Linked DNA regions of Homo sapiens: region 1 is linked to region 2. Evidence: read pairs that join two places in POLR2A ChIA-PET (ENCODE). Cell type or tissue: Caco-2. All regions are shown on one strand. Links, peaks and the distances in the headings refer to the core of each region. The heading gives the core; the rest is flanking DNA. Region 1 has its middle 17 kb from the start of ALDH3B2. Region 2 overlaps PC (pyruvate carboxylase).

What was found. ChIA-PET counts read pairs that join two places held together with the same protein. Peaks named below come from ENCODE experiments on the same cell type or tissue, not always from the same donor. Only the 100,000 strongest peaks of a DNase experiment are listed, where the experiment ranks them.
Region 1: POLR2A ChIA-PET joins it to region 2 with 11 read pairs; 1 of 35 experiments calls an interaction of 5 or more read pairs at or near these places.

Annotation. Positions count from the first base shown.
Region 1 is chr11:67,686,697-67,697,372 of GRCh38, reverse strand. No RefSeq gene overlaps it. Among named protein-coding and RNA genes, the nearest start is that of ALDH3B2, 17 kb to the right of the region's middle. In Caco-2, for the core only: a CTCF peak has its summit at 6,034 (motif pointing right); a DNase peak (open chromatin) is centred at 6,012.
Region 2 is chr11:66,945,569-66,956,244 of GRCh38, reverse strand. It overlaps PC (pyruvate carboxylase), which reads left to right. Exons shown (of 23, transcript NM_001040716.2): 2 at 1,809-1,996; 3 at 3,777-3,815. Among named protein-coding and RNA genes, the nearest start is that of PC, 7.5 kb to the left of the region's middle. In Caco-2, for the core only: no CTCF peak of the experiment used is centred there; a DNase peak (open chromatin) is centred at 5,974.

The sequences.
Region 1 (10,676 bases), core at 4,624-7,123, 740 kb before region 2:
GTCCAGTCTGGGGTCAGGATTCACTTTATGTCTGGCTCCTCAGCCCCCTTTCCCCATCATTACCTCTGGCTTAAGCTGCTACTTTTAAAGCAGATGCTTGGAAAATCCCAGGAGAACCACCCTAAAGTGATGTGGCCCAGAGCACAGGCGTGCCAGCAATCGGCCAAGACGGTCCAGGCCAGTCTGAGCCCACTACCTGTGGTATGGACCTGGTGAGTAAGCCAAGAGTGAGAGAAGAAACACATGCTATGTAGGATCGGCATCCAGCCCTCCGGTTCCCAGCATAAATTGTGTGATTTGGGTGCCTGGCATCCCTGCCGGACACTGGGCGGCCCCCACCCAGGGATTTGTGGATACTGGGATGAAAGACATTGGCACCAATGGACATGACATCAAATTTATCACTCACATAATAAACAGCAAGAGGAGAAACAGCCCTTCCTCCCACAGGAGGGCTCAAGGTTGGTCTGGAGCAGAATAAGCTGTGTGGGGAGGGAAGAAGTGGCCTCAGGTTTCTGCCGTGCAGAAGGATGACCCGGGTGGAGGTGCCCAGGTGCAGCCTGGGGCTGATGTGGTTTGAAATTCCCACTCATGCCAAGAGACAGAGGGCACCCTTGGGCTCTCTGATTGGGCCACCCAGATATGGGGCAAAGTGGAGGGATGGGGACATAGAAGCTGTCGGTGATCAAACAACAAAAATAGAGTCTCTCTGTCTATGACACCTAAGATGCCTGCTGTGGCTATTTCTGTTCAAAGCCAGGAAGGGGTTGGTGGGAAGCCTGAAGCAGGCACTGGTCCACAGCAATTCCCACATCAAGTACGATGCCTGGGTTGCAGCCTGGGAGGGACTGTGAGCCAGAGGGCCCAGCTAAGCTGCAGCCAGATTCCTGACCTGGAGAAGCCGTGGAATCATAACTGAGAACTGTTTTAAGCCTCTCAGTTTTGGGGTAATTTGTTATACTGCAGCAGATAACTTGTCTGGATTTTTGTATTGCAGGTGGGTTGCTGCCATAACAAATAGCTAAAAACAAGAGGGCAGTATTCAAACCGGGCTTCCAAAAGGAAGGGCCAGGCACAGTGGCTCATGCCTGCAATCCCAGACTTTAGGAGGCCACAGCGGGCAGATCAAGACCAGCCTGGGCAACTTAGTGAGACCTTGACTGTAGAAAGCAAAGGTTCCTCTTCAAAGCTTCCCCTTTAAATCATAAATGTTATTGATATCTTTTCTCAGAACTAACTTTCTTCAAGTTTCTTATTTTATAGTAATACCTCTCTGTTATGCCTTATGTAGCAAATGTAACAGAATAAGCATACTCTGACTTCAATATCTATGTTAAACATGCTCACAGGCACGTAGTACATTCTACGTCCTTGTACCTTAGTCAAAATATTCGTGCTGGACGTGTCCAGGCATTTCCCAGATTGCAGCGTACACTCCTCCCTTATTTGGGAATATTATTACTTTTCTAAGTCCTTTCCTAAGCAACTTCCTTTTTTTCCTTCGTTCCTCCCTGCCTTTACCTATTTAAAAAAGTTTAAACTGTTAGCCAATCGGGTTTTAGTTTAGGTGGTAAGGTCTGGCTCCAGCCAGTGACATGGCAATAGGGACCTCATGCGTAAGGGATAAATATTCTAGTGCCTTTTTTATTTTGTATGCGATCGTGGCAGGATTGCGGACGGGCAGCACTCTTTCTGCAGAAGGTAAAAATCACCTTGCTGAGGAAGCTTTTCGTCTGCTGATTCTTCTTTGTGACATCGGGGAATAAGGATTTATTTCTAACAGTCTTGGGGGCTCGTCTGGGATCACCCAGTCTCCTTCGGGTCGGGGTCTCTGATTCCCGCCCCCCCACCAAGGGGAGGCGCCCCACTGCCTTACTGCGGTGGCCTCAGGGACTGGGAATCCGGACTTACCTGTTGTGATGAATAAACCCGGACCCTCAGCAACGTGGAAAACGGCGAATAGGCTTGCATTGCACTGCCTCGGGGACCAGATAAACTCTGTTCACAGAGCAAAGTAAAGAAACGTCGCAAGGGTGCGACAAAGTACTTGCTTGGTGGTCGGGATATTCTGGAGGTTAAAAGTGTGTGTGAATAGTCACAAGCCTCACTGCAGCTGGTGTTGCTTGTGTAAATCATGATAAGTCCTACTGCTGGACCGAGCGAGTGAGTCTTGCCTGCGGTTCCGTGGCTACCTCATACGGCTTAAGGCGGATCTTGCCTTGGGGTTTATACCGGCACGCCAATGCTAAGAGGGGCCTAAATTCCCGTGAGGAAAGTGGCCAGGTAGGACAAAGCGAGTGAAGAGTGTAAAAAGCCTCCAGAAAGAAAAAGAGGAGTTAAATCCTCCTCAGGGAAAACGAAACCTCAAGCACGTTAAGGTTAAAAATATAAGCAAGCCAGGAAAAAACAGGATAGACAAGAAATCTCTAGGATTAAGAGGTTAAGTCTACCTGATATTCAATATGGGAAAGGTTTCTAGTAAATCGGGGGCAAAAAAAGATGCAAGTTATCAAATCCCTCCCGATAGTCCTTTAAGGCTCATGTTAAAGTATTGGAAAGATAATAAAAAAACTAAATTTAAAAAAAGCAGCAGATAATTAAGTATTGTTGCTTTATTTGGACTAAAAAGCCAATTCTCAAGCCAGCGGTTTTTTGGTCAAAATTTAGGTCAGATAAAGATTAAATCTGTCAACTTTTAATAATATATGTTTATAGCAAAAGTCCTGTGTCACAAGAAAAATTGATTATGCTTTATGCTAGCGGCAAGGGCCTATATTATTCTTTATCCTTTAAAAACGATCAAAGGGGGACTAGAAAATAAAAAACAGTCAAAAATGGCCTTATCTAATAAGAGATAGGACCCTCTAGACCACCTTCCCCCGTTTCTTAATAACCTGCTGACACCTCCCCAGGTAGCTGCTGCTGTCCTAGATCCCCTTCTGGACCTGATCCCTGACCCAGCTGCCACTCCAGGCCCCCCTGCCACTCCAGGCCCCCCTGCCACTCCAGGCCTCCCCCATATAACCCAGATTCTTGTGAATCCCAGGAGCCTAAAAATTCTAAATATCCTTCTTTAAAGAAAAGACTCCAACAAAAATTAAAACAATGTAAGAAGGATATTCAGAATTTCCCTTTTCCTGCCCCCCAAAAAAGTTAACTTCAACATTCTTTCCTTTAAGGAAAGTTCCCCAAGGAGGAGAAGCTATTGGTTTTGTGGATGCTCCCCTTACTGGGTCTGAAGTTTGGAGTATAAAAAGAGAACTAAAGCCACTGTTAAATAATCCTAACAGGGTGGCAGATCAAATTGATCAGTTTTTAGGCCCACAGTTATATACTTGGGCTGAATCAGTGTGCATCCTAGGTATTATTTTTTCAAGGAAAAAAAGAAATACGATCTGGGAACGTAAACATCCTCCAGGTCAAAATGTTCTGGCAGCAAATCATAAATTCCCTGCTCAGGACCCGCAGTGGGATAAAATAATGCTGCCCACCGAAATAATATAAGGAATTTTTTAAAAAATAATAATCAGGGGGATTCAAAAGTCAGCACCCAGACCCCAAAACCTTTCCAAAGCATTTAATGTCCAACAAAAGAAAGATGAAGGACCTATGAGGTTCATAGATAAATTAAAAGAACAAATAAAAAAAATGCTAACTTAGACCCAGAAAGCCCTCTTGGGCAAGGAATGTTAAAACTGCACTTTGTTACTCACAGTTGGCCAGACATTACTAAAAAGTTACAAAAATTAGAAAATTTAAAAAATCAATAAAAAAGTTATTTAAAAAGGCTCAAAAACTATATGTAAAAAAATAAGGAAAGACAAAGGCAAAAAGCAAAAATCTTTTGGCAAAATTCACTAGTCTCTGGCAGACGATGCCAGAGACCAGATCTAGACCTGGGCCTATAAAATTCTCTAGGGGAGGCAAAAGGAAAAAGTTTAGGAATTCAAAAATGCAAAACAAAAAAAGAAGGCAAGGTCAGTATTTATTTTTTTAAACTAATTTATTAATTTATTAATTTATTTATTTATTTTGAGATGGAGTCTCACTCTGTCACCCAGGCTGGAGTGCAGTGGTGCGATCTCGGCTAGCTCCGCCTCCCAGGTTCACGCCATTCTCCTGCCTCAGCCTCCTGAGTAGCTGGGACCACAGGCCCACGCCACCACACCCAGCTAATTTTTTGTATTTTTAGTAGAGACGGGGTTTCACGTGTTAGCCAGGACGGTCTGGATCTCCTGACCTCGTGATCTGCCCGCCTCGGCCTCCCAAAGTGCTGGGATTACAGGTGTGAGCCATCGCGCCCGGCCAGGTCAGTATTTTAGAAAAAAATGTCAAAGTAAGTGTCATAGGAGCTGTGGATGTGAAAATAAAGAGGAGAAGCAAAGAAGCTTTGGGCTTGGTAGGGAGGAAGGAAAAGACAGATGTTACAGATGCGGGAGACCAGGTCGTTTTAAAAGGGAATGTCCCAAGTTAGAAAAGGCAGAAAAAGCTCCCCCACTTGTGACCACTTTTAAAGAAGAATAGGGGGGTCAGGGGCTCTGACTTTTCTATTTTGAGTCCCACCAAGAGCCCTTGATAAATTTAGAGGTGGGACCCAGACATAAATTAATCACCTTTTTAGTCGACTCAGGAGAAGCCCATTCACCTGTCTGTTTTCCTTCAGCTCATTTAGTTTGTTCCCCAAAGGAATTAACAGTTTCTGGGGTTAAAGGGGAAGGATTCAAGGCAAAAGTTTTAGAAAATACAGAAGTTAAATATATAAATTGATTAGTTTATATACAATTTTTATTAATTCCTAAAGCAAAAGCCAATTTGTTAGAAAGAGATTTAACGTTAAAGTTAGGTATAGGTTTACAAGTTAGTCCAAAAGGTTTCCTAACCTCTTTAAATTTGTTAGCTATAGCAGATAAAAAATACATTCATCCAGCTGTCTGGTCAAGGGAAGGTAATCAGGGAAATTTACAGATTCCTCCAACACATGTTCAGTTAAAGACTCCAGGGGAAATAGTAAAAAGAAAGCAATACCCTATTCCTTTAGAAGGAAGAATAGGGTTAAAGCCTGTAATCAAAAGACTTATTAAAGATGGGCTATTGAACCTTCTATGTCTCCATACAATACTCCAATGTTACCAGTCAAAAAAATCAGATGAATCATACCAATTAGTGCAAAATCTTAGAGCTATCAATCAAATAGTTCAAACCACTCATCCTGTTGGGCCTAACCCCTACACTATTCTTAGTAAAATTCCATATAGTCATCAGTGGTTCACAGTAATAGACTTAAAAGATACATTTTAGGCATGTCCTTTGGCTAAAGACAGCCAAAATATATTTGCCTTTGAGTGGGAGGACCCCTATTTAGGCAAAAGCAACAATACAGGTGGACAGTTTTTACCCCAAGGATTTACAGATTTTCCCAATCTTTTTTGTCAAGTATTTAAAAAAAATTATTGTCCCAAAACAGTTATGCTTTCTTCAATATGTAGATAATATTCTTACATCTAAGGAAGAGATAGAAAAGGTAGCTGGACTTTCTACAAAAGTTCTTAACCACCTACAAGATAAAGGGTTATGGGTTTCAAAAGAAAAGCTTCAATATGTAGAACCTAAAGTTAAATATCTAGGCCATTTAATAAGTGCAGATAAAAGAAAAATAAGACCCCCCAAAATTGAGAAAATCATGTCTCTACCCTTGCCCCGAACCAAACAAGAACTTAAAAAATTCCTGGGATTAGTTGGGTACTGTCGTTTATGGATGGACTCATATGCATTAAAAAGTAAGCTCTTATATAAGAAATTAACTAAAGAGGAAACGCATCCCCTTATATGGACTTCTAAAGAAGTTAATCAAGTGGAGAAATTAAAAGAAAGACTCATCACTGCTCCCATCCTAGCCTTACCCTCTTCAGAAAATCATGTCATCTTTTTGTGAATGTAGACAATAGAGTAGGGTGGTCACTAAAGAACATGGAGGCGGTCAACAACCAGTAGCCTTTCTATCAAAAGCATTAGATCCAGTTGCCAGTAGATGGCCTCCGTGTATTCAGTCTCTAGCAGCCACAGCAATACTAGTTGAAGAAAGTAAGAAATTAACTTTTGAAGGGTACCTAACAGTGAGCACCCCTCACCAAGTTAAGGTGATCCTAAACCAAAAAGCTGGGAGATGGCTTACTGATTCTAGAATCTTAAAATATGAGGCTATTCTATTAAAAAAAAAGATGATTTAACAGATAATTCCTGAAATCCAGCAAGCTTCTTAACAGGAAACCTACTGCTCAAAAAAAGAACATTTGTGGTTAGATTTAATTGACTATCATACAAAAGTTAGGCCAGATTTAGTAGAGACCCCTTTTAAAACAGAGCGACATCTATTTATAGATGTCTCCTCCCGGGTAATTGAAGGGACATGACATAATGGATATGCTATAATTATAGGAAGATCTTAAAAGAAGTAAAATCAGGAAGATTATCAAATAGTTAGTCTGCCCAACCTTGCGAGTTATTCACAGTCACGCCCTAAAATATTTACAGAACCAGGTAAAAACCATCTATACTGACTCTAAATATGCCTTTGGGGTATCTCATACATTTGGGAAAATTGGGGCTAAGCAAGGACTAATTAACAGTAAAGGTAAAGAACTTCCTCGTGAAACACTAATTGTTCATGTTTTTAATAATCTTCAGTTACCTGAAGAAATAGCCATTGTCCATGTTCCAGGACACCAACCTAACTTTTCTTTTAAAAGTCGAGGAAACAATCTTGCAGACCAAATAGCAAAGCAGGCTGCTGTTTCTGAGACGTGCATTTTTCATTTAACCCCTTGTCTCCCTTCTCCTATTGTAGTTCCTATTTTCTCTCAAGACGAAAAAGTTAGAAAAGATTAGAGCTCAAAAAAAATTCAAAAGGAAGATGGATACTTCCAGATCAAAGAGAAATGTTATCCAAGCATCTTATAAGAGAAATTTTGTCCCAACTACATCAGGGAAGTAATTAGGATCCCCAAGCTATGTGTGATGCAGTTCTGTTTATGGATGCATTAAAGTTTATACTTTAGCCAAACAAGTTACAGTTATTTAATTTGCAAAAAAAAAAAAAAAAAAAAAAAACACAAATAAACAAGCCTTAAAAAAAGTTACCCCTTAGAGGAAAAAATCCAGGACGATGGCCATTTCAAAGTGTTCCAATTAACTATAGTAAAATGCCCCCAATTGGTGGCCTAAAATATTTATTAGTAATAGTAGATCATTTTACCCACTGGGTAAAAGCCATTGTTTTTTCAAGTGTAACTGCCAGTAATGCAGTCAAAGCCTTAATTAAACATATTGTACCTAGGTTTAGCTTAATAAAAAATATTAATTCACACAATGAAACCCATTTTACTGCACGTGTTATTATCTAGTACTGCCCTAAGTACTAGACATAAAGTGGGAATATCACATTCCTTGGCATCCATCCTCTTCGGGAGGAGTAAAAAGGATAAATCAAACTCTTAAAAATCATGTAACTAAATCAGTCCTAATGACTTGCTTGCCATGAACTAAACGTCTTCCTATTGCTTTATTAAAAATTAAAACTGCCCCTAGGAAAGATGTTGGATTGTCCCCTTATAAAATGTATAGATTACCCTACTTACATTCTTCTGCTGATGTCCCTATGTTTTTATTGTTATTTGTGGGAGGAGGGATTTGAACCCCGTGGCTATTTGATCTCTAGCTTTGAATTTATTTGGTATACCTTGTGGAATGCTAGTTCCATCTAAATAAACATGGGGGTCAAAGGACCCAAGACTGGCTTCTCTTGTTTTACGATGTCGTGTTTTTTGTTGTTGTTGTTGTTTTTCTGGTTGATGAATTGCCAGGGTAAAAGGGATAGCCAGTTCAACTAGAGTACAAGTAAGGTCCAATTATTTGGCAGAGTGTCCAGCAAAGGCCCTCCACAATACCACTATACCTCTGCTTGGGGATGAGTAAGGGCTGACTGATGGGTCAGCTCTTGGAAGTGCCTGACCTTACCGCATCCTGTTAAGTTTCTAAGAAACACTAAATTTTCCCCTTGTCTTGAGAGCCACGAAGCAAAAGTGGTGTCAGAAGATGGAGGCTGGATGGCCCTTGGGGGCTTTTTCAACACTCCAACACTCCAACACTCTAGAACACTGTGTGCCCATAAGCAATCACTCCCCATTCCCCACACCTCCATCCCCTGGCAACTGCCAATCTGCTTTCTACCTCCGGGGATTTGCCCATGCTGGCCATTTCATACAAATAGGACCGTACAGTATGTGCCTGGCTTCTTTCACTTAGCACAGTGTTCTCCAGGTTAAGCCAGGTTGCAGCATGTGTCCATACTTCATCCTTTTTTCAAACATAGACTTCGTTTTTCAGAGCAGTTTTGGGTTCACAGTCAAACTCCATTTGTTTTGTTTTGTTTTGAGATGGAGTCTCGCTCTGTCACCCAGACTGGAGTGCAGTGGTGTGATCTCAGCTCCCTGCAACCTCTGCCTCCCAGGTTCAAGTGATTCTCCTGCCTCAGCCTCCCAAGTAGCTGGAACTATAGGCATGTGCCACCACACCCGGCTAATTTTTGTATTTTTAGTAGAGACAGGGTTTCACCATGTTGGTCAGGCTGGTCTCAAACTCCTGACCTCAGGTGATCCACCTGCCTTGGCCTCTCAAAGTGCTGGGATTACAGGTGTGAGCCACCGTGCTCCACCTCCATTTGTTTTTATGGCTAATATTGCGTTGTCTGGATGGGCCACATTTTGTTTATCTGTGATGGACCCTTGGATTGTTTTCACATTTGGGCCATTGTGAATGGCACTGCTGTAAACATTTGTGTACAAGTATTTGTTTGAATGCTTATTTTCAATTCTTTTGGGTATATACCTGGGAACACAATTGCTAGGTCACATGGCAATTCAATGTTTAACTTTTGAGGAGCCACCGCGCTGTTTTCCATAGCAGGCACACGATTCCCCATCTCCACCAGCAGCGTCTGAGGATTCCAATTGCTCCACATCCTTGCCAACACTTAGAAAAAATCAGAGCCCTCACAAATACTGTATTAGTCAGTTCAGGCTGCTGTACTAAAATACTACAGACTAGGTGGCTTAAACAGAAATTTATTTTTCATAGTCTGAAGGCTGGGAAGTCCAAGATCAAGGTGCTGACTGATTTGGTTCCTGGTGAGGGCCCTCCTCCTGGCTTTCCAAAGGCTGCCTTCTTGCTGTCTCCTTATATGGTACAGAGAGAGAGAGAGAGAGTGAGTGAGAGAGAGAGAGAGAGACAGAGAGATATCTGGTGTCTCTTCCTTTTCTTTCTTTTTTTTTTTTTTTTTTTTCTGAGACAGAGTCTCACTCTGTTGCCCAGGCTGGAGTGCAGGGGCCCGATCTCGGCTCACAGCAACCTCTACCTCCTGGGTTCAAGGGATTCTCCTGCCTCAGCCTCCCAAGTAGCTAGGATTACAGGCACCCACCACCATGCCTGGCTAATTTTTGTATTTTTAGTAGAGATAGGGTTTCACTATGTTGGCCAAGCTGGTCTCAAACACCCGACCTCAGGTGATCTGCCCGCCTTGGCCTCCCAAAGTGCTGGGATTACAGGTGTGAGCCACCGCACCTGGTCTCTTCCTTTTCTTATAAGGAAGAAAACTCCATCCGGGACCCCACCTTCAGGACCTCATCTCAACCTGATTACCTCCCTAAGGTCCAACCTCTTAATACCATCATATTGGGGGTTAGGGTTGCAACATGGGAATTTAAAGGAGATAAAAACATTCAGTCTATAGCACTACCTAACAGCATGTCCTCAAAATATAGAAATAAAACATGGACAGAATTAGGAGGAAAATTTGCCCAATCCACGCTTCCTTCAGAAACAAATAGGTCAAACTGGCAAAATAGTAATATGATAAAAGATTTGAACAACAGAATTAGCAAAATTGAGCTAATGGAAATACATACATACATATATATATATATATATATATATATATATATATATATATATATATGTGGCAGAAGGAGGCATGTGCTTTTGAGCACACATGAAACAGTCATAAAATTGATCACATACCATGCACCAAAGCAAGTCTTAAGAAATTTCAGGCCAGGCACAGTGGCTTATGCCTATAATCCCTGCACATTGAGAGGCTGAGTCACGTGGATCACCTGAGATCAGGAGTTTGAGACCAGCCTGGCCAACATGGTGAAACCCCATCTCTACTAAAAATACAAAACTTAGCCAGACGTGGTGGCACGTGCCTGTAGTTCTAGCTACTCGGGAGGCTGAGGCAGGAGAATCACTTGAACCCGGGAGGCAGAGGTTGAAGTGACCTGAGATCATGCCACTGCACTCCAGCCTGGGCGAGAGAGTGAGACTCTGTCTCAAAAAAGATAAAAAATAAAAAAAGGAAATTTCAAGAATCTGGCTATATATATGAGATTCTTTGACTATAAGGTAATCAAGTTAAAATGGATAATAAAACAATATCAGCAGCCATACATTTGAAAGGCAAAAAATATGCTGCTACATAATGTATAGATTAACTAAGAAATTATAAAGGAAATTAGCAAATGTTAATATTAAACAATAATGAAAATATCAAAAACTTGTGGAGTGGAGTGATATGATGCCTAGAGGAAAATATATCTCTCTAAATATTTATATAAGAAAATCAG
Region 2 (10,676 bases), core at 4,582-7,081:
AGAATGTGGGGGAAACAGCTTCACTGTTGGGTGTAAGAAACTTGATTGGTCACTGGGAAGAGGCCTCTACAGGAGATGTAACCAGGTGAGGGCACTAGGATTTGCTAAGGTGCAGGTAAGTCAGTGACTGGAAACCAAACTGAGGAAGCAAGATTAGATGCAAAGGTAGACGGGGCTGGGCGCGGTGCTCATGCCTGTAATCCCAGCACTTTGGGAGGCCGAGGCGGGTGGATCACCTGAGGTCAGGAGTTCGAGACCAGCCTGGCCAACATGGTGAAACCCCTTCTCTGCTAAAAATACAAAAACTAGCCAGGCCTGGTGGCGGGCACCTGTAATCCCAGCTACTCAGGAGGCTGAGGCAGGAGAATTGCTTGAACCTGGGAGTTGAAGGTTGCAGTAAGCTGAGATCACGCCCCTGCACTCCAGCCTGGGCGACAGCATGAAACTCCCTGTCAAAAAAAAAGAAAAAAAAAAGCCCAAAAGGCAGACAGGGCTCTGAGGGCCCAGCTGCAGGCCTGAGCTGCAGATTGTGTCCCATGGTGTTCTGGTAAGCTCCCTGAAAGCAGCCGTCATTTGTTTACTAATGGCTCCTTCACCCTGCTGTGCCCTGCTCTTAGGGAAGGGGCTTTGTTCACTACAGTTGCTCAGTATCTGCTTTTTGAATTAATTAGGCTGTCATCCAAAGTTTCCTCAGTTTACCCCAATGTACCCTCATGTGTCATAACGCCTTCTGTCTTTCTACTGAAGCCCGCTGCAGCCTGGCTGACTCGGTTCCCTGTGCCAGTCCTCACCTCCAAGATCTCCCCTAGAAGGTTGTCCCTGGTAGCCCACAGTAGGTCCCCCAGGCCCTTTTCCCTTTTTTGTCCTGCTCCTTGCTTTCACCCGGTCTCACTTCCAGTGCCCCAGGCACTGTGATAGGTACCTGTCCTCCCACCACCACTCATGGGGGCTCTGGGACCAGTGGCAGGGCAGGACCTCAGATTCACTACTCTTATCCCAAGCCACAGTTCCCTGTGTCCCTCTTCCCTCTGTCCTCTCAGTACCTAATAGTGCCAGGAACAAGTAGGTGCCTAATGAGTGTTTTGGGTGAATTAGTTGAAAAGGGGTCAAACTGGGAACCAGTGAGGAGAGAAGGGTGCAAGATGGGGAATACGGAAAGGAGTTACTTTTGGAGGTGGCAGGGATGGCCAGCACCAAGGTCAGTATGGCAGTAAATCTGGCAATCCACATTTCTCACTGGCACCTTCTGCATGGGCTGGAGGCCTCGTTCAGGTCAACGTTTTCTGTGTTTTTTTTTTTTTGGAGACGGAGTCTTGTTTTGTTGCCCAGGCTGCAGTACAGTGGCACCATCTTGGCTCACTGCAGCCTCTGCCTCCCGGATTCAAGTGATTCTCCTGCCTCAGCCTCCTGAGTAGCTGGGATTACAGGCACCAACCCTTTGCCTGGCTAATTTTTGTATCTTTAGTAGAGATGGGGTTTCACTATGTTGGGCAGGCTGGTCTCGAACTCCTGACTTCAGGTGATCACCTGCCTTGGCCTCCCAAAGTGCTGGGATTACAGGCGTGAGCCACTGCACCCGGCCTCTGGTCAACATTTTCATTGAGGATGAGCATGGCCTTCTCTTTGGCTGCCTCCCAATATCGTCCTGCCCCCATCTGAATGGGCCCCGTTTCTTGTATCCTGAAAGTTCCTGCTTTGGGGCAGGTTTCTCACCCAGAGGCCTCCTTCACAGCAGCAGGGCATTTTGCCTGCTCACTCTGAAACCTCACCTGGGCCTGACTGACCGTGCCTTCCTCTCTTTCTCTTAGCTGCCTTCTAGTCTCACCTGTGGACACTTTGCCAAAGGAGTCGGGCCTGACGGTGGAAGATGGGAAATGGCCAAAAGAATAAACCATTTCCTCTTACTTACCGAATGAAAAGCTTGCTTCATCTTGGCGTTCAAGACTCTCTAATATGATTCCACCTGTTGGGCTCTTTCTTCCATTTGCCTCCGCAGGTACCCTCTTCTGTGTCAGCCCCCATAGTGAGATTAGTCACTGTTACCCCAAACTCACTTCTCACGGTCCCCCCTCTGCTCTTGTTCTTGTTGACTTTGTTTTCTGCAGGGCCTTGCTTCTTATCTTGTCCTGTCAAAATTAAATTATTCTTCGAGACACAGGACTTTATTAAGGCTTGCCAAATCTATTCAGTTGGACTGGGCTCTCTTTTCATAACGATGATGATAAGTAATGATTTATTGTTATTAATAATAAAAGTCAACTACTGTGTGGTGGTGACGGCCTTGCTAAGCCCCTTACATACACATAATGTGATTATCACAACAATCCTATTACGAAGGTCCTATTAGATCCATCTCTTACAAATGACGGACTCTCATAGGTGAAACTCAGAGAGGTGAAATAACGCCCAGAGTAACACAGCCAGGCAGGCTAGGTGGCTCACTGCTGGAGTCCCTCTCACGTGCCATCCCATTTTTGCTTCTTTTAACCAGCCCCTAACAACTTGCTTTTTGGCACTTTGTGGGCAGGGCCTGAGTGTACATACAGTTCCTTGTGCAAGGCATGTGCTCAATAAATATTTTATTGACTTGAGTGCCCCAGACATTGAATTTCAGCCTTGACGTTATCTGTCAAGGCAGCTGGTTTTCTCTGAACAGGGATTTGAGCTTGCTGGCCTGTTTTTCCATTTTGCTGTTCATTGACTAGTGGCTAGGGTAGGTGTGGCTTTTTCGGAAATAAGCAGTCAATAAAACTCCGAAAAGTGATTACACAATACCAACTGTGGGCTCCCATGGGCATAAACACGAGGTGGGCTCTTACTTATGGCAGAGAGGGGTCTCTGCAGGAAAGGATTTGAGGAAATAGCCAGGAAATAGAGTACACATCTCAGGTCACGTAAGACAGCTCCTTATTAGTTTCAAGTTGTGGAGTGAGAGAAGAACCAGACTCCCAGTATTCAGAGGGAGCTCCTGAAGGATTAGAGACAGCTCTGCGGAGATGCAGAGAAAGCGGGCCTGAGGCTGGACGGAGTGGGCAGGAAGAGAAAGCACTTCAGATAAAACGAACTGTTTCTAGAACTTCTTGTTCATGTGTAGTGGGTGGCAGAAAAGGGTTTTACTTAAGCGCTTCCCACCTAGCCTGTCGGTTAACGTCCCAGTGTGTCCTCTGTGCCAGGCATGGTGCCACTGCTGTGCGTGTGCTGCCTCATTGGGTATTCCCTAGTACGCTGTGAGATGGGCATTGTTATTATTCCCATTTTACAGATGAGGAAACAGACTTTGAGTGATTACAGAGCGGCTGTCAGAGTAACAAGAGGTGCAGTCCAGGCAGTGGGACAGCACAGCTGGCGCTTCCAGCTCTGTACCCTCCTGGTGCCCTCAGTGGAAGCAAAGAAACAGTTCTTGGCCGGGTGCGGTGGCTCACACCTGTAATCCCAGCACTTTGGGAGGCCGAGGTGGGTGGATCACCTGAGGTCGGGAGTTCGAGACCAGCCTGACCAACATGGAGAAACCCCCATCTCTACTAAAAATACCAAATTAGCTGGGCGTGGTGGCACATGCCTGTAATCCCAACTACCTCAGGAGGCTGAGGCAGGAGAATCGCTTGAATCCGGGAAGCAGAGGTTGCAGTGAGCCGGGATTGCGCCATTGCACTCCAGCCCGGGTAACAAGACTGAAAAAGTTCTCTGGGTTCTAAAATCGGTGTTCTTGCCACTCCTGTTTTCTCTGGGAAGTTCCTGGAGCAATGAGGGTAATGCTGTTTTTTCTTTTGCTTTAGATAGTGTCTGCCTTCTGGAGAGCTGACCAAACACTAAGGGTAAGTCCTGTGCCTGAATCCAGGCTGGCGGGATGCATGGGGGTCTTCACCAGGAGCAGCTGTGGATGCCAGCAGTTTGGCATGTCAGGTCTTAAGCTCAATCAATAAAAAAAGGCTGCGCTCTGATTTGTGGATAATATCCGTTTAAGCAGTCTTGTCTGTTTCCAGTTGCTCCTGATTTTTACAGGAAAGTGACATCTGGCTCCCTGCTGGCCCCATTTGGCAGCTGGCCAGCCTCAGCAGAAGGCCCTGGTTCTGGAAGGGTATGGTCAGCTTGGGAAGCTGGGCAGGAAGAATCCCTGGGGCTGGGCCGTCTCTGAGAAGACCCCTTGAGTCAGCATGGAGAGCAGGCAGCTGTGGTGTGAGGTGGTTCTGCCAGCTGGTTGTAAAGTCACTTGACACGGGTTTCCAGAGGGTGACGCTCAACCTTTGCCAGTCACGGTAACAACGGGGAAAAAGGGACCTGCCCTTCTTCCCCTGCACATTTTACAGGCATGTGCCACCACACCTGGCTAAGTTTTTTTTTTTCTTTTTTTTTTTTGAGACGGAGTCTTGCTCTGTTGCCAGGCTGGAGTGCAGTGGCGCAAGCTCGGCTTACTGCAACCTCTGCCTCCTGGGTTCAAGCAATTCTCCTGCCTCAGCCTCCCGAGTAGCTGGGACTACAGGTGTGTGCTGCCATGCCCAGCTAATTTTTGTATTTTTAGTAGAGACGGGGTTTTACCATGTTGGCCAGGATGGTCTCAATCTCTTGATCTTGTGATCCACCCACCTCAGCCCCTCAAAGTGCTGGGATTACAGGCATGAACCACTGTGCCCGGCCTAATTTTTGTATTTTTAGTAGAGATGGGATTTTACCATGTTGGTCAGGCTGGTCTCGAACTCCTGACCTCAGGTGATCCGCCCTCTTCGGCCTCCCCAGATGCTGGGATTACAGGTGTGAGCCAGCGCGTCCGGCCTCTACTGCTTTTACAGTTCCCCCAACATGGATTTCCATGGTGGCAGGTGCCTGGGAGATTCAGTGGCCTCCCCTCAGCCTAAATTCCACAGCCCTCCCGCCGGTCCCCTGCTAGTCCAGTCCCCTCTCCCCCTGCTGGTCTGCAGGAGCAGCCGAGCCAGGGAACCAGGTGCTCTCCCAGCATTTGTGACAACAATAATGCTCTTCCCTTCAGGCCCGCTGTGGCCTTGGGGACTTTGTGGCTCAGGGACAACTTTCTCCAGAGCTCATATCCAGTGCTGAGTGGGGATTCCTTGGTATAGGAGTTTTTCTCGGTTTTCCACCCATTATGTGGGGGTTTTCCTCTGACGACCCTTCATGACGCAGGAGCTGGTTTCCTGTGTGAGATTTCCCGCAGTCCTCCCTTGGAGCTAGGTCTTGGGCCAGCAGGTGCCGTCTGCGTGCTACCATTGAGTAAGGGCAATGGGCTCATGGTGGGAATGGCCGTAACGTGGAAGAACTCCACCCTCCACGAGTTTCACCCCCTTGTTCTCTCTCTGCTTGCTCTGTCCTCTTATTCTTGGCTGCTAGAGTTGGATGTTATTTCTCTTACTTGCATCCCTACAATGAGAGGTGGGCATGTTGGGGAAGGTTCCCCCCAAACCACTTGTCTTATGGAACTGAAGAAACTGAAGCCTAGAGAAGGCTGCTTAGCAGAATCCAAGATGCTGATCCCATTGTTTATTCTTCTTTTAAAATTGCCATATTTTATTGATGTCTTCCCTTAGATCCATCAATAGAGAGGGAAAATCAGTCACCAAGAAGGGACCTCTTCTTCCAGGTTATGTAATTTGTCAAAGCTTGTTTGGCTCCTCAGTTCCCAAGGCACTGCTGACTTGAGCTTTGCCTAGGGACTAAGGCTCTGTAGTCTAAGCTTGTCACCCTCCCCTCCTCTTCAGCTTTCTCCTGGGGGGACATGGATGTGGCCCTTTGTTGTGTTGTTAAGTGTTATGCCTGAAGGCGTTACCCCAGGTACTCCCAGCACTACCTCGGGTTTCCTACTCTTGTGTTACCTCCTTGTCCTGATATGCCTCGAGGCCAGAGAAAGAGGTGGGGCCGGGAGGGCACGGGACAGCTGGGAGTACATTTCCACTGCCTGTGTGTGGAAGGGCCTGACTGCTTCTGTGGCAGCTCCTTTCCTGATGACATCCACCATGACATCACAACGAGGCTTTGGGAAAATTCCACGACCTGGCCATGCTGAGTCATACTTAGTCTCTGGGGATGTGTGTCACCTTTCTCTTGTCTGTCACTGAGTGCTGCAGTTACTATGAAGTGACACATGCTGCCCATTTATTACGTTTGCACATCACTTTATGCTGCTTTGGAGCCTCTTCTCATGTACATGCTGTGTATCAATGTGAAATGTATTAATATTAAATCATTAATAATAAGTATATTATTTATTCTGGAAAATATTTGTCTCTTGCAATGTGTGAGGAACCAGAGGTTCAGAGAGACTAGAGACTAAGCGACTTGGTGAGTTTCGGGTGACTGGTGCGTGGCATGTCTGAGGGAGGTTTGGATGCCACACCCACTCCTACCCCTGGATTTTTATGTAATGCAAAGATTATTCAGAAATTACTTTGGTCGAAAACAATTGATTTTCAATTTGTTAAAATTATGAATTCAGAAACCTAGTTATTTTAAGGGCCAGTCTTTTAAGTTTAGCTTATAAGTGTAGCCTATAAATCTTTCTGATCTATTTACGATTCTAGGACATTTTAACAGTCACTTTCAGGGGGCTTTTATTTATTTATTTTTTTTGCGATGGAGTCTCGCTCTGTCGCGATCTCGGCTCACTGCAACCTCCGCCTCCTGGTTCAAGCGATTCTTCTGCCTCAGCCTCCTGAGTAGCTGGGATTACAGGCGCCCGCCACCATGCTGGCTAATTTGTATTTTTAGTAGAGGCGGGGTTTCTTCATGTTGGTCAGGCTGGTCTCGAACTCCTGACTCAAGTGATCTGCCCGCCTCGGCCTCCCAAAGTGCTGGGATTACAGGCGTGAGCCGCCGCCCCGGCCTTAGGGGGCTTTTTGATTAATGCTTGGTCCCATTTGCAAATTTGATGAAACTTCTGAAATGTTTCAATTGAACTTATAAATCATATTCAACTTCAGTTAACTATTTTAATAATTCTTCTGGCCGGGCATGGTGGGTGGCTCACGCCTGTAATCCTAGCACTTTGGGAGGCCAAGGCGGGCAGATCACGAGGTCAAGAGATTGAGACCATCCTGGCCAACATGGTGAAACCCTGTCGCTACTAAAAATACAAAAATTAGCTGGGTGTGGTGGTCACGCGCCTGTAATCCCAGCTACTTGGGAGGCTGAGGCAGGAGAATCGCTTGAACCCGGGAGGCGGAGGTTGCAGTGAGCTGAGATTATGCCACTGCACTCCAGCCTGGCGACACAGCAAGACTCCATCTCAAAAAAATAATAATAATAATAAATAATAATAATAATTCTTCCATTTTTCTGATTAAAAAAACCCTCTAATACCTAAATGACTCTTGTAAATCTAATAAATGAAGCTGAATATTACACTTTTCTTAAACTTTCCTATACCGTTTTATGTTTTGTTTGTTTATTTTTGTTTATTTTGAGACGGTCTGATTCTGTCACTCAGGCTGGAGTACAGTGGCACAGTCTCAGCTCACTGCAACCTCTACCTCCTAGGCTCAGGTGATCTTCCCTTTTCAGACTCCTGAGTAGCTGGGACTACAGGTTCAAGCCACCACACCCGGCTAATTTTTGTACTTTTTGTGGAGACGGGGTTTCACCACATTGCCCAGGCTCATCTCGAACTCCTGAGCTCAAGCAATCAGCCCGCCTTGGCCTCCCAAAGTGCTGGGATTACAGGCGTGATACATTTTAGTTTTTACAATAGCTTTATTGGAGTATTACTGAGATATAATAAGTTGCACATATTTAAAGTATACAGTTTAGTAAGTTTTAACATATGTGTACCCTTGTGAAACCATCACTGCAGTCCAGAGAGTGAACACATTCATCACCTTTGGAATTCCTCCCTCTGCCTCCTCACTCTTCAGGAAACCATGGAACTGCTTTCTGTTACTATAGGTTAGTTTCCATTTTCTGGAATTTCACATAAATTGACTCATACAGTATATATTCTTTTTTCTCTGCCTTCTTTTACTCAGCATAATTATGTTGAGATATGTCCATGTTGTTGCTTGTATTGATAGTTCATTTCCTTCTTTTTTTTTTTTTTAAGACAGAGTCTTGCTCTGTCACCCAAGCTGGAATATAGCGGCGTGATCATAGCTCACTGCAGCCTTGATCTTCTGGGCTCAAGTGATCTCCCATCTCACTGAGTAGCTGGAACTACAGGTGTGTGCCACTACGCCTGGCATATCTATCTATCTATCTATCTATCTATCTATCTATCTATCTATCTATCTATCTTTAGTAGAGATGAGATCTCGGTATGTTGCTTAGGCTTTTTTTTTTTTTTTGAGACGGAATCTCACTCTGTCGCCCAGGCTGGAGTGCAGTGGCATGATCTCGGCTCACTGCAACCTCTGCCTCCCGGGTTCAAGCGATTCTTCTGCCTTAGCCTCCCAAGTAGCTGGGACTAGAGGCGCCCACCACCACGCCCAGCTAATTTTTGTATTTTTAGTAGAGAGGGGGTTTCACCATGTTGGCCAGGCTGGTCTCGACTCCTGACCTCAAATGATCCACCCCACCTCAGCCTCGAAAAGTGTTGGGATTACCTGCGTGAGCTACCGCACCTGGCCCTTAGGCTTGTCTTGAACTCCTGAACTCAAGCAGTCCTTCCCACTTTCCACCTTGGCCTCCCAAAGTGCTGGGGTTACAGGCATGAGCCACTGTTCCTGGTCAGTTCTTTTTTTTTTTTTGAGACTGAGTCTTGCTCTGTCGCACAGGCTGGAGTGCAGTGGCACGATCTCGGCTCACTGCAAGCTCCGCCTCAACCTCCCGAGTAGCTGGGACTACAGGCACCCACCACCACACCCAGCTAATTTTGTTTTTGTATTTTTAGTAGAGACGGGGTTTCACTGTGTTAGCCAGAATGGTCTTGATCTCCTGACCTTGTGATCCTCCCGCCTCGGCCTCCCAAAGTGCTGGAATTACAGGCATGAGCCACCGCACCCAGCTTTTTTTTTTTGCTGATTTCATTATATGGGTATTACAGTTTATCCAGTCACCTTTGTTGGTCATCTCAGGTGCTTCTACTTTTTGGCATCTACAAATAAAGCTACTGTGAACATTTGTGTATAAGTCTTTGTGTGAACATATATTTCCTTTTCTCTTGGGTAAATGCCTAGGAGTGGAGTGGCTGGATCCTGTGGTAGCTGTATGTATGTTTAACTTGAACTGCCAAATTTTCTGACGTGGTTGTAGTATTTTACATTCCTACCAGCTGTGTATGAGAGTTCCAGTTTCTCTTCATCCTCCCCAACACTGGCTATGGTTAGTCTTTTAAATTTTAGCCATTTAAAAAGGTATATGGTGGTATCTCATGGTTTCAATTTGAATTTTCCTAATGATAATGATGTTGAGCATCTTGTCATGTGTTTGTCATCTGCCAGTACTGATTTTAAACTTAGTAAAATTTCTATGTAAAATCACACGTCTAAACTAACTACTCAGTTACATGTTTTTTGTTTTGAGACAGGGTCTTGCTCTGTGCCCCAGGCTGGCTTGCACTGATGCGATCGTGGCTCACTGCAGCCTCGACCTCCCATGCTCAAGCGATCCTCCCATCTCAGCCTCTTGAGTAGCTGGGACCATGGCATGCACGTCATGCCTGGCTGATTTAAAAAAAATTTTTTTTTTGAGATGGAGTCTCACTCTGTTGCCCAGGCTGGAATGCGGTTTCATGATCTTGGCCTACTTGCAACCTCCGCCTGCTGGGTTCAAGCAATTCTTCTGCCTCAGCCTCCCGAGTAGCTGGGATTACAGGCGTGGCCCAGCTAATTTTTGTATTTTTAGTAGAGACGGGGTTTCACCATATTGGCCAGGCTGATCTCGAACTCCCGACCTTGTGATCTGCCCGCCTTGGTCTCCCAAAGTGCTGGGATTACAGGCATGAGCCACTGCACCTGGCCTTTTAAAAAATTTTCTTTGTAGAGGTGGGATTTCACTGTGTTGCCAGGGCTGGTCTCAAACTGCTATCATGCGATCCACCTGCCTCAGCCTCCCAAAATCATGTGGTTACAGATGTGAGTCACCACGCCTGGCCTCAGTTACATGTTTTAATTGGAATCTCAAGACTGATTTGTTATTCTAAACAGACCATATTCTCTTAGAGTACATAAAGTAACAGACAACACACAGATTTCTTTTTTTTTTTTTTTTTTTTTTGAGACGGAGTCTCGCTCTGTCGCCCAGGCCGGACTGCGGACTGCAGTGGCGCAATCTTGGCTCACTGCAAGCTTCGCTTCCCGGGTTCACGCCATTCTCCTGCCTCAGCCTCCCGAGTAGCTGGGACTACAGGCGCCCGCCACCGCGCCCTGCTAATTTTTTGTATTTTTAGTAGAGACGGGGTTTCACCTTGTTAGCCAGGATGGTCTCGATCTCCTGACCTCATGATCCACCCGCCTCGGCCTCCCAAAGTGCTGGGATTACAGGCGTGAGCCACCGCGCCCGGCCAGATTTCTTAACACAAAAATATAAATACTATGGTTTTTATTTTCCTAGCCTTGTCTATATTTAATCTAATATTTTCCTGGAATTAGAGAAGCTTACCTAATAAGGAATTAAATACATGATTTTAAAGTATAGTAAATTATTTTTCTAATTAACTTTTGGCCTTTCTTTCTCAACTGGATGACATTTTCTTTATAATTAAAGAGACCCCTGGCAGGGATGAAACTGGACTTTGAATC